2 separate regions of the Homo sapiens genome follow, and region 2 is linked to region 1. Evidence: read pairs that join two places in POLR2A ChIA-PET (ENCODE). Cell type or tissue: HepG2. All regions are shown on one strand. Links, peaks and the distances in the headings refer to the core of each region. The heading gives the core; the rest is flanking DNA. Region 1 overlaps SMAP2 (small ArfGAP2). Region 2 has its middle 12 kb from the start of SMAP2.

Region 1 (5,375 bases), core at 319-5,318:
GCCTCCCAAAGTGCTGGGATTACAGGCATGAGCCACTGCGCCCAGCTGAGAATTTTTAAAAACAGACTACAAAGTGCAGCAAATACAATAAACACAGTAAAAATCTAATATGATGGAGTTGAGACCAAACATACCAGTCATACCAGTAGGCAACTCTTCTATCAAAAGAAAATGATGTTCAAATTGGCTAACAAAGCAACACTAGTTTTGCACTAGGTACAAAGAAATACAAAGTGATTTAATGTGAAAACCAAGAGACAGGCAAAGGAACCCCAGAGAGGTGGTATGGTGCATGTGTACTGCACATGTGCATGTATAGCTATCTTTATCAGGGTTATACTTATTTATAAGAAGTACTTTTATGTTTTTGTTTCTCTGTGGTCCAGAATAATTTATGTAGCTCTGGTCTTTGAAGGTTTTGTGGAATTCCCATGTGAAGTTTGTGGGCACTATTGCTTTTTTTGTAGCAAATCTTTGATACTTTTCTCTGTTTCTTCTATGGAAGTCAATTTTGGAAAACTGTATTTACCTAGATTTTCCATTTCGCCAAGGTTTTCAAATTTATCAAAAGTTATGCCTAGCAGTCTCATTAATTTTTTTCAAAGAACCAGGATTTCGATTTATTGGTGCTACATTTTTCCGTTTTCTACCTCAATTTCCGTAGGCTTTCTATGGGTTTACTTTGTTATTTTCTAGCTTTCATAGTGGAGATTTTAATTCACTTATTTTCATTGTTTCGTTTTTATTTATATAAGTAATGGAATGCTATAAGTCTGATGGGAATATGTCAGAGGGACGCATGAGCCAACTTCCAGTGGCTCTGACTGGCCAAATGTGAGACAATTTGAACATCAAAAAGAGTAACAACAGTAATGGATTATGACACACTGAATGGAAAAAACAAAACAAAACCATGAGTCCACGGTGATATTTTTTAAAAACCAGGTGTGGAATGGAGGGAGGAAAAGCCTTCTTTACAGAAGAATGACAGTAGTTGTAAAAAGAGCAAAGGATTGACACATTTGCAAAGAAATGCCCTTCAGATTATTTATTAATTATAATGAAAGAAATATAGTCACTACCTCAGCCAAGTGATCAAACATAAAATTACTGACAGAGGAACAAAGTAATGTCATATGCTTCCTGATATTTTGTACTAAGAAAGACATGTGTCACCTCCATAGAATCTTGCCAAAAATATTGAACCTCGATCCAATTATGAGAAAACATGAGATGAATCCAAATTGAGGGGTATGCTACAAAATAACTGTCCTGGGTTCTTAAAAATGTCAGTGTCAGGAAGAAATGGAAGGAAGTGTTAGGGAAACTGGTCTAGCTTAAAGGAGACTACAGAGATCTGAAAATGAAATGCCATGTACATTAGAATATGGTGTTAATGTTAAAATTCTTGAGCGTGTTCATTGTTTTGTGGTTCTGTTAAAGTGTTCATTCTTATGAGGTGCCTCCTGACTTAGGAATGAAATGTCGTGATAGCTGCAGCTTTTTTTTTTTTTTAATCTGCAACTTTTGATACTCATCAAAAAAATGTAAGTTTTTTTATAGGGAGGGAGAGAAAATATGGCAAATGTTAACAGTTGGTGAATTTAAGGAAGAAGATACATGGGTTTTATTGTACTATTGTTTCAACTTTTATGTCAGTTTGAAATTTACTTTAAAAGTTGGTACAAGAAAATAATAGTTTCTCCTAAAGAAAAATAACTTATATAGAAAATTTACTAGGCTTAGGAAATTCAAGGCATTTTTCTCCATAAAGTATTTTTCTGTTCACTGCTAGGGGCCAGTCTTTCCATCAGATTCATGAAGGACCCCCGCCCCATCCTGCCCCAGGCCTTATTCCACTGACTGTTTTCTCCCAGCTCCTTCCCTTCTTATACACTGAAGACACATTAGTCTTCCCCCGCCCCCGCCCCGCCACCGCCTTTGTTCATTCTGAACAGTCCAGTTCCTTTTTTTCCCCCTTGTGCAAACGAGCAAGCCTGCTCAAGCGCTTTCCCTGACACTGACAGTAATAGCTGTGCTGAAGATGAGGCGGGAGCACTGGGGAGGGGGCTTTCCTTTCAGCTTTTAGGATTGGCCAGGCAAGTTAACAATAGGCCCCTTCTATTTAGGATGAGGGACTGGAAAGGAAAAAGAGAGGAACTCATGCTGATTTTCTGTCGACTAGATCCAGATGCCAGGATGCCTTCTTTCCCTCCCTGAGCTTTAGTCTCCGTCAGCATTGCACTCCCAAAAGGTCATTCACGTACGTGGCCTTGAAATGATCTGACTGCTAAGGTCCAGGGTTTACTGTCCATAACAGAGTTTCCCTTTGTCTCATTCTCCCCATCCTGGCAGAGAAAGGGACTCTCACCCTGCCTTTTGCACTAATTGGCGGAATGCCCACAGCCTGGTCTGAAAGTCTCCTCTCTCCCTTTCAGATGACCCAGCAGATGGCTGGGATGAACTTCTATGGAGCCAATGGCATGATGAACTATGGACAGTCAATGAGTGGCGGAAATGGACAGGCAGCAAATCAGACTCTCAGTCCTCAGATGTGGAAATAAAAACAAAACACCTGTATGGCTGCCATTCTCTTCAGCCCTCGCTCTCCCCTTTCCACAGCCTCCACCCCTGACCCCCATCCTCTTTTCCTACCTCTCTGTTTGGTTTAGAAATTGCTCAATAAGTCATTTGGGGTTTGGCATCCTGCCCAGCCACTTCCCAAACATGAAGACCTCTCTGTTGCTTTATGTTGTACATGCCCCATAGCCATCCCAACGTCCTCCCCAGTCCTCTCCTGGCACCAGCACCTTAGAAGTTGTTGGCAGAAGGCACTTAAACTGTGGGAGAAGTGTGCACACCTTTGAGTCCCTTCCCTCAAGGTTAAAGCTCCTGTCAGACTCTCAGAAGGGTCTGTGGGTGTTGTATATTAGGCAAACAGGGGAAAGCTTAGAGGTCCTTCTATATGTGTTAATAAGCTGTTTCTAAGTGTTTAAATTTGAAAAGCATCATGTTCTCATGATTTATGGGAATGAAGCAAGTACTGAAATCAAATTAAATACTCCCTGGGTCCTGGGTCAGTTTGACCCTAGCCCTGGGGTGAGGCAAGCCCCCTCCTATGAGGATGAGCAAAAATACTACTCTCTTCGCCCTGAGTTGCTTTCTGGATCTGGGGCTTCAGGACTTGCTGCTTCAGTCAGCCTTTATTAGCACCAAAGACTTTATGAAGATCCCACACACAGACACACATCCCTTCCCGCCTCCCCCCTGCCTTCAGTAGGATCTGGCTCCGTGGCTGGAGGACCAACCCCTATAGTGGGAATGCAGAGCTTAACGTGTACTGCTTGTGTGTGTGCGTGAGTGTGTGTGTGTGTATGAGTGTGTGTTCCGCCTCCCACCCTCTCCCCATCTGCTCTGGGTATTTTTGTTTTTGTTTAGTTTTAGGTTTACAACAGAGAGGAATTAATTTATCAGCAGCCTAAAACTGTTGTGTTTTTCTTATGGTTTAAAAAACGCCATGTCATTGATAACTCCCTTTCTCCCTTCCCTTCTCCCGGTCTGCTGATCACTCTTTCATGCCTGTGTATCCAGGGTGCTCTGTTTCCCCACCGTTCCCAGGTGTACGAGGCAGAGGGCCGGGACAGCTTTCCTCTCAGTCATTGTTCACCCCACTTGAAAATTCAGACAAGAAAACTTTGCTTAAAAGATTTCATGTGTGGGAACCACAGTTCCTGGCTGCCTTTCTCCTGTGTATGTGTAAATTCCTTAATAAATATTGCAGGGAAGGACTGTTTGCTTGGCCATTACTGTGCGTCACTCTTGGAGGAGGGTGCGTTACACTTAGGTTTTCTGTTTTCCAAAGGCAATTGTTTCACTTCCTGTATTTTAGAAAATTCTGTACTTCTCATACCCAAGGGTGAGGCCCAGGCTCCAGCAGTCAGAAAGGGGGCCTCTCTCCACTGGCATCTAGAGCTGTGAGCTGAGAGAACTCCAGAGATCAGCACCTTCTAGAGTCACAGAGCATCAGAGCGGCATGCTTTCCCCCCACAGGTGGAGAAACTGAGACACGGAGAAAGGACATGGTTGGCAAATGTCCACTAGAGAACCCTGGGCAGAACCGGCAGTAGCCTCCAAGTGTCTGGATTTCCAGCCCCTTGTTCTTTCCCTATACCATGGCAATTAAGTAGTGAGTTGAAATTCCTCTCTGCCAAGAGAGCAGTAGCTTTGGCTGGTAAAGGTAACTCACCCCTCTCTGAGCTATCAGAACTGGACCTTCCGTATCAGTGTCAGGAATTAGGACACTCAATCCTGGGGGCAGTACGAAATACAAAAGGCCGAAGACCATCTTTAGTGCATTTCCTGCTCCCTTTGACTCCTTTTCTGCTCTCAACAAATGTGATCCTTGGACCCTTCCTCCCTTCTTTCCTTTGAGTACACCCTTTGAGTCCTTAAAGATGTAAGTGGGAGGACAGCACAGTGACTAGGAAAGTTGGCTCTGGGTCAGGCTGCCAGTGTTCCTATCCCTTCCTACGCTGGGACCTGAGCAAATTACTGAACTCCTGTGTCCAGGTAAAATGGGGACAATGGTAATACTTAGGATAGTAAGAAGCAGTTCCTGTGGTATATTTAGCACACTACTGGGCACTTACTAAGCACTCAGATATTAGCAGGTATTACGTGCCAGATCTGTGTTAGGCAGTAGCTCATTTGACAAACATTTAATAAGTGTCAGTAATGTGCCAAAGAATGTTTTAGGCTCTAGAGACAAAGCAGTGAATAAAAACTGTCCAATCTCATAGGATAGTGTGGTAGGAGAAATGCATAATAAACAAATAGATTTAATTCAGACAGTATAAGACAAGGGGAGAGAGTGGGCACGGGGCCATTTGGATGGAGTGGTCAGGAGAAGGTTACATTTGGACTGAGACCTAAATAAGCAGCCAGTCCGTAGAGATCTGGAAAGAGTTGGAAATAGTTTGGGGGCATCAGTTTGGGAATCATGAGGGTACGGGTGTTATGTAAAGCTATGAGACCGGTTGAAGTCACTTGAGAAAATAGAAGAGAACTGAGTCTTGGAACCCATCAGCATTTAGAGTTTGGGAAGGATAAATAGATGAATCTGAGATAGTTTCTGCTTTTAAGAAGCTCATGGTCTCATGGGGCAGCAAATTTATAATTTCTTTTTTTCGTTTTGTTTTTGAGACAGGGTCTCGCTCTGTCGCCCAAGCTGGAGTGCAGTGGTGTGATCATGGCTCACTGCAGCCTTGACCTCCTGGGCTTAAGCTATCCTCCAACTTCAGCCTCCCCAAGTAGCTGGGGCCAAAGGCGTGCACCACCACACTGGGCTAATTTTTTTTGGAGAGACAGGGTCTCCC
Region 2 (5,375 bases), core at 147-5,146, 61 kb before region 1:
AAAGACTTATTTTATGGCCTAACATATACTCTATCCTTGAGAATGATCCATGTGCTGAGGAGAAGAATATGTATTCCGCAGCTGTTGTATGAAATGTTTTGTATCTATTAGGTTCATTCGATTTTTAGTGCAGATTAAGTCTGATGTTTCTTTGTTGGTTTTCTGTCTGGATGATCTGCCCAGTGCTGAAAGTAGGGTGTTGAAGTTTCTAGCTATTAATGTATTGGGGTCTATTTCTCTCTTTAGCTCTAATAATATTTCCTTTATATATTTGGGTGCTCCAGTGTTGGATGCAGATATATACATCCTCTTGCTGAATTGATTCCTTTATCATTATATAATGACCTTCTTTGTCTCTTTTTATGGTTTGTATCTTGAAATCTATTTTGTCTGTTATAAATATAGTTACTTCTGTTCTTTTTTGTTTTCATTGACATGGAATATCTTTTTCCATTCCTTTATTTTCAGTCTATGTGTATCTTTTTTTGTTTGTTTGTTTGAGACAAAACCTTGCTTTGTTGCCCAGGTTGGAGTGCAGTGGCACAATCTCAGCTCACTGCAACCTCTGTCTCCCAGGTTCCAGCAATTCTCCTGCCTCAGCCTCCCAAGTAGCTGGAACTACAAGTGCGTGCCACCATGCCCAGCTAATTTTTGTATTTTTAGTAGAGACGGGGTTTCCCCATGTTGTCCAGGCTGGTCTCGAACTCCTGACCTCAGGTGACCCACCCACCTTGGCCTCCCAAAGTGCTGGGATTACAGGCATGAGCCACCGCACCCCTATTTGTGTCTTTATAAGTAAGTTTCTTGTATGCAACAGATCACCAGGTCTTGTTTTTTCATCCATTCAGCCACTTTATGTCTTTTCATCAGAGAGTTTAGTCCATTTACATTCAGTGTTATTATTGGTAAGTAAGGACTTATGCCTGCCACTTTGTTATTTGTTTTCTGGTTGTTTTGTGGTTTTCTCTTCCTTCTTTCCTTTCTACTTGTCTTCCTTTTAGTGAAGGTGGTTTTCTCTGGTGGTACACTTTACTTTTTTGCTTTTTATTTTTTGTTTATCTGTTGTTTGTTTTTTATTTGAGGTTACCATAAGGACTGCAAATCATCTCTTATAACCCATTATTTTAAACTGATGACAACTTAACACTGATTGCGTAAACAGACAAGCAAAGAAAAAAACTAATAAAAACTCAACACTTTATCCCCCTCCTTTTTAACTTTTTGTCATTTCTGTCTATATCTCATTGGACTGTCTATGTCTTGAAAAGTTGTAATTATTATTTTTGATCAGTAAGCAATCACAGTATCTGGTTTTAACTTCGTATTACAGAAAGAGGCACTGAAGAGGGTACAAAAGACAGACTTTTTTCTTCTTCTTCTTTCTTTTTTTTTTTTTTTTTTTTGAGATGGAGTCTCGCTGTGTCACCTAGGCTGGAGTGCAGTGGTGCGATCTCGGCTCACTGCAAGCTCCGCCTCCCAGGTTCATGCCATTCTCCTGCCTCAGCCTCCTGAGTAGCTGGGACTACAGGTGCCCACCACCACACCCGGCTAATTTTTTGTAATTTTAGTAGAGACGGGGTTTCACCATGTTAGCCAGGATGGTCTCGATCTCCTGACCTCATGATCCGCCTGCCTCGGCCTCCCAAAGTGCTGGGATTACAGGCGTGAGCCACCGTGCCTGAGCTTTTTTTTTTTTTTTTGAGATAAAGTCTTACTCTGTTGCCCAGGCTGGAGTGCAGTGGCAAGATCTTGGCTCACTGCAACCTCTGCCTCTCAGGTTCAAGTGATTCTCCTGCCTCAGCCTCCTGAGTAGTGGGATTACAGGTACCCACTACCACGCCTGGCTAATTTTTGTATTTTTAGTAGACTCATGGTTTTGCCATGTTGGCCAGGCTGGTCTCAAACTTCTGACCTCAGGTCATCCACCTGCCTCGGCCTCCCAAAGTGCTGGGATTACAGGCATGAGCCACTGTGCCCAGCCCAAAGGACAGTCTTGAATTGCTGATGGCACTGCTCCCCCATTCCATAGCAACAGCTGTGTGGCCCAGAGAGAATCAGTGTGCTTGGGAGAAGGAGAGCACAGTGATTGTGGGACTTTGCATTAGAACTCAGTGCTGCCTTGTCACAGTGGAAAGCAACCCTGGGCAGAACTCAGCCAGTGCTCCACAGGGAGCATTTAGATCAATCCTCACCAGAGGGGAATTGTCCATACCAGTGGTTGGAAACAGTTCACATTAGTCTCACCACCCCAGGCCAAAGTGCTCTGGAGTTCTAAGTAAACTTCAAAGACAGTCAAGGCCATGAGGACTGCAATTCTGGGGACAGTCCTGATGCTATGCTGGGCTTGAAGCCAGTGGACATGGGGGGCACATGACTTAATAAGACACCAGCTGGGGCTGCCAAGGTAGTGCTTTTGCCATCCCTTCCCCAATTGCAGGCAGCATAGCTTGCAGTTCCAGGAGAAAGTCATTTCTTCCACAAGAGAGGAGAGAGAAAAGAGGGCTTTGCCTTGCAACTTGGATACCAGTTCAGCCACAGTAGGATAGGGCACCAGGCAGAGTCCTGAGGCCCCTATTCCAGGTCCTAGGTTTTGGATGACATTTCTAGACACACCCTGGGTCAGAAGGGAACCCACTGCCTTGAAGGGAAGAACCCAGTCCTGGCAGGATTCTTCACTTGTTCACTCAAGAGCACTTGGGCCCCGAATGATCAGCAGCAGTACCCAGGCAGGACTCACCATGGGCCTTGGGTGAGACTCAGAGATGTGCTGGCTTAATGTGTGACCCAGCACATTCCCAGCTGTGGTGGCTGCAGGAATGGACTCCTTCTGCTTGAAAAAGGAGAAGGAAGAGTAAAGGGAACTTTGTCCTGCAGCTTAGGTACCAGATTGACCAAGTGGGCCCTTGAGGTCCCCAATTCCAGACCTTAGCTCTTAGATGGCATTTCTGGACCTTCCCTGGGCCAGAGGGGAGCCCACTGCCCTGAAGGGAGAGTCCCACACCTCGCAGCATTCACCACAAGCTGACCAAAGAGCCCTTAGGCTTTGAATGAACATCAGCAGAAGCCAGGGAGTACTTTCCGTGGGCCTGGGGCACTGGTGGCCACAGGGAGAGACTCCTCTGCTTGAGCAAAGGGAAAGGAAGAGGGGGAAGGACTTTGTCTTGTGGCTTGGGTGCCAGCTCAGCTGCTATAGAATAGAGCAACAGGTTGATTCCTAAGGCTTCTGACTCCCGGCTTGATTGTGCTGTCATTTTTGACAAAGTGTGCATGGGAGATAAACTGGTTAGGATTCCAATAGGAAGCCTGTGGCCAATGCAAAAGAGGCCAGTGAGGAGCGTTTAAAGAAGGGACCATTTTGTAAAGTGTGGGAAGGGTGAAAGAAAATCAACCAAGGGCATGATGTATCTTGGGGCGAGCAAGTGCAGATGGCTGTTGCCCTCAAAGCCTGAAGAGGCCAGGGGAGAGAGTATGACCAGAATGTGATGTGAGCCCTCGCTGTAGGAGAGGGCCACCATCACAGTCAAGAGGGCCACTGTCGCAGACACTTTGACTGTCACTGGAGGGGGGCAGTAGCTCTGCCAGTAGGGAGAAAGCAGAGAAAATAAATAACTCGACTTCTCTCTCCTCTTGCCCTCTGATTTCCCACTGTTCTTCCCATTGGTTGAACACAACCAAAAGCTGGTGTGCAGAGAAGCCAGGTTGATGCCATCTATCAAAGTTGTCTCTTAGACCTCAGAGCCAGTTGAAGGGCTGAGAGAGGATGTGGAAGCCAATGGAACACAGCCAGCGCAGGAGGCAAGATTTTGAAATCTATGGTATGTGAAACTGTCTTTATTCAACACTGCCTCTAGAATAGTAGTTTGGGTGGTACAGAATTCTGGGTTGGCAACTCTTTTTTTTCTCAGAATTTTGGAGGCAAAGTTTCATTGTCTCCTGGCTTCCAGTGCTACTGTTGAGAACTCCATGCTATTCTCATTCCTGATTCTTTTTCATGTGATTTGTTTTTCCTCTCTGGAAACTTCAGATCTTGCCTTTTCCCCCAGTGTTCTGCCATTTCACATTGATATGCTCTGGTGTGGGGCAATTTCCTATCATTACACTACAGAGTTCTTGGAGTAGGCCTTGGTCAGTTATACTTGCTCTGTCCCTCGTAAGCACCAAATCCAGAAAATAGAGCATTCAACACAGGAAAAAGAGGAAGGCTATTCCCAGGATGATAGTGAAGGGGAATTCCAGGGTGATGATTACATAGCAGCAGGCCTCCTCCAGCTTGGAGCAGCAGGGCAGAAGCTTCAGGATGGACAGCGCCAAGAATAATGAAATTTATAGCTTAGCTGATGTGTTAGAACTCACTAAGAGGAAATTCTCTTCTGTCAGAGTATTAGGAGATGAATTAATCATAGGTTCATAGAAAATTAAGCACTCCAAAGTGGAGCAATTATTGACTCCAGGAAAAACAAAAAGTTTAACCAGGAAAAAAATGCAATCAATGAATACAAAGCACAACTGTCAATAATATTAAGTCATAATATTATAAATATTGAGCATTAATTTAACAAAATATTGTCATTTAACTATACTAGGAAAATGTGGGAAAGGAAGTCTGGGGGAGTATATATAAAGAAATCTAAATCTTCATCTTCCATAGCAGGAAGTGAATAAGCAAAGCTGGGAAGGTAAATCATGGTGATAGAAACATGTTATTTGGGCAATACATAAATTGTAGAAGAAACAACTATAAGAGTTGAAAATGGTTGTCTCAGAGGAGTAGGGACCAGTGTGGGCAGAGATGGGGCAGAGGATTACTGTTTGTCATTATAAGCCTTGTATAATTACTTGACTTTTAAAACTATGTGCATGTTTTTACTTTGATTTAAAACTTAAAAAAAAAAATCTAATATCTAGGAAGGCAGAGCAAGATGGCCAAAAATAGAAGACCTCACCAATTGTCCTCCCCACAGGAACACCAAATTGAACAACTATCCACACAAAAAATCACCTTCATATGAACCAAAAATACAGTGAGTAATCACAGTACCTGGTTTTAACTTCATATTACAGAAAGAGACACTGAAGAGAGTACAAAAGACAGTCTTGAATTGCTGATGCCACTAACCCCTTCCCCACCAGCAGCCGTGTGGATCAGAGAGAGAACTGGTGTGCTTGGGGGAAGGAGAGTGCAGTGATTGTGGGACTTTACATTAGAACTCAGTGCTGCCTTGTCACAGTGGAAAGCAACCCTGGGCAGAACTCAGCTGGTGCCCCCAGAGGCAGCATTTAGACCAGCTGTAGCCAGAGGGGAATCACGAAGCTCACTAAGCTTAGTCTCACCAAGCTCATTTGCATGTGACAAATAACACTGAGCTCATAGTAAA

The links. ChIA-PET counts read pairs that join two places held together with the same protein. Peaks named below come from ENCODE experiments on the same cell type or tissue, not always from the same donor. Only the 100,000 strongest peaks of a DNase experiment are listed, where the experiment ranks them.
Region 2: POLR2A ChIA-PET joins it to region 1 with 6 read pairs; 4 of 35 experiments call an interaction of 5 or more read pairs at or near these places.

The regions. Positions count from the first base shown.
Region 1 is chr1:40,419,538-40,424,912 of GRCh38, forward strand. It overlaps SMAP2 (small ArfGAP2), which reads left to right. Exons shown (of 10, transcript NM_022733.3): 10 at 2,439-3,785. The coding sequence ends at 2,564. Among named protein-coding and RNA genes, the nearest start is that of ZFP69B-DT, 28 kb to the right of the region's middle. In HepG2, for the core only: no CTCF peak of the experiment used is centred there; a DNase peak (open chromatin) is centred at 2,414; H3K4me3 peaks cover 797 bases.
Region 2 is chr1:40,358,622-40,363,996 of GRCh38, forward strand. It overlaps a transcript of SMAP2 not described here. Among named protein-coding and RNA genes, the nearest start is that of SMAP2, 12 kb to the right of the region's middle. In HepG2, for the core only: no CTCF peak of the experiment used is centred there; no DNase peak of the experiment used is centred there.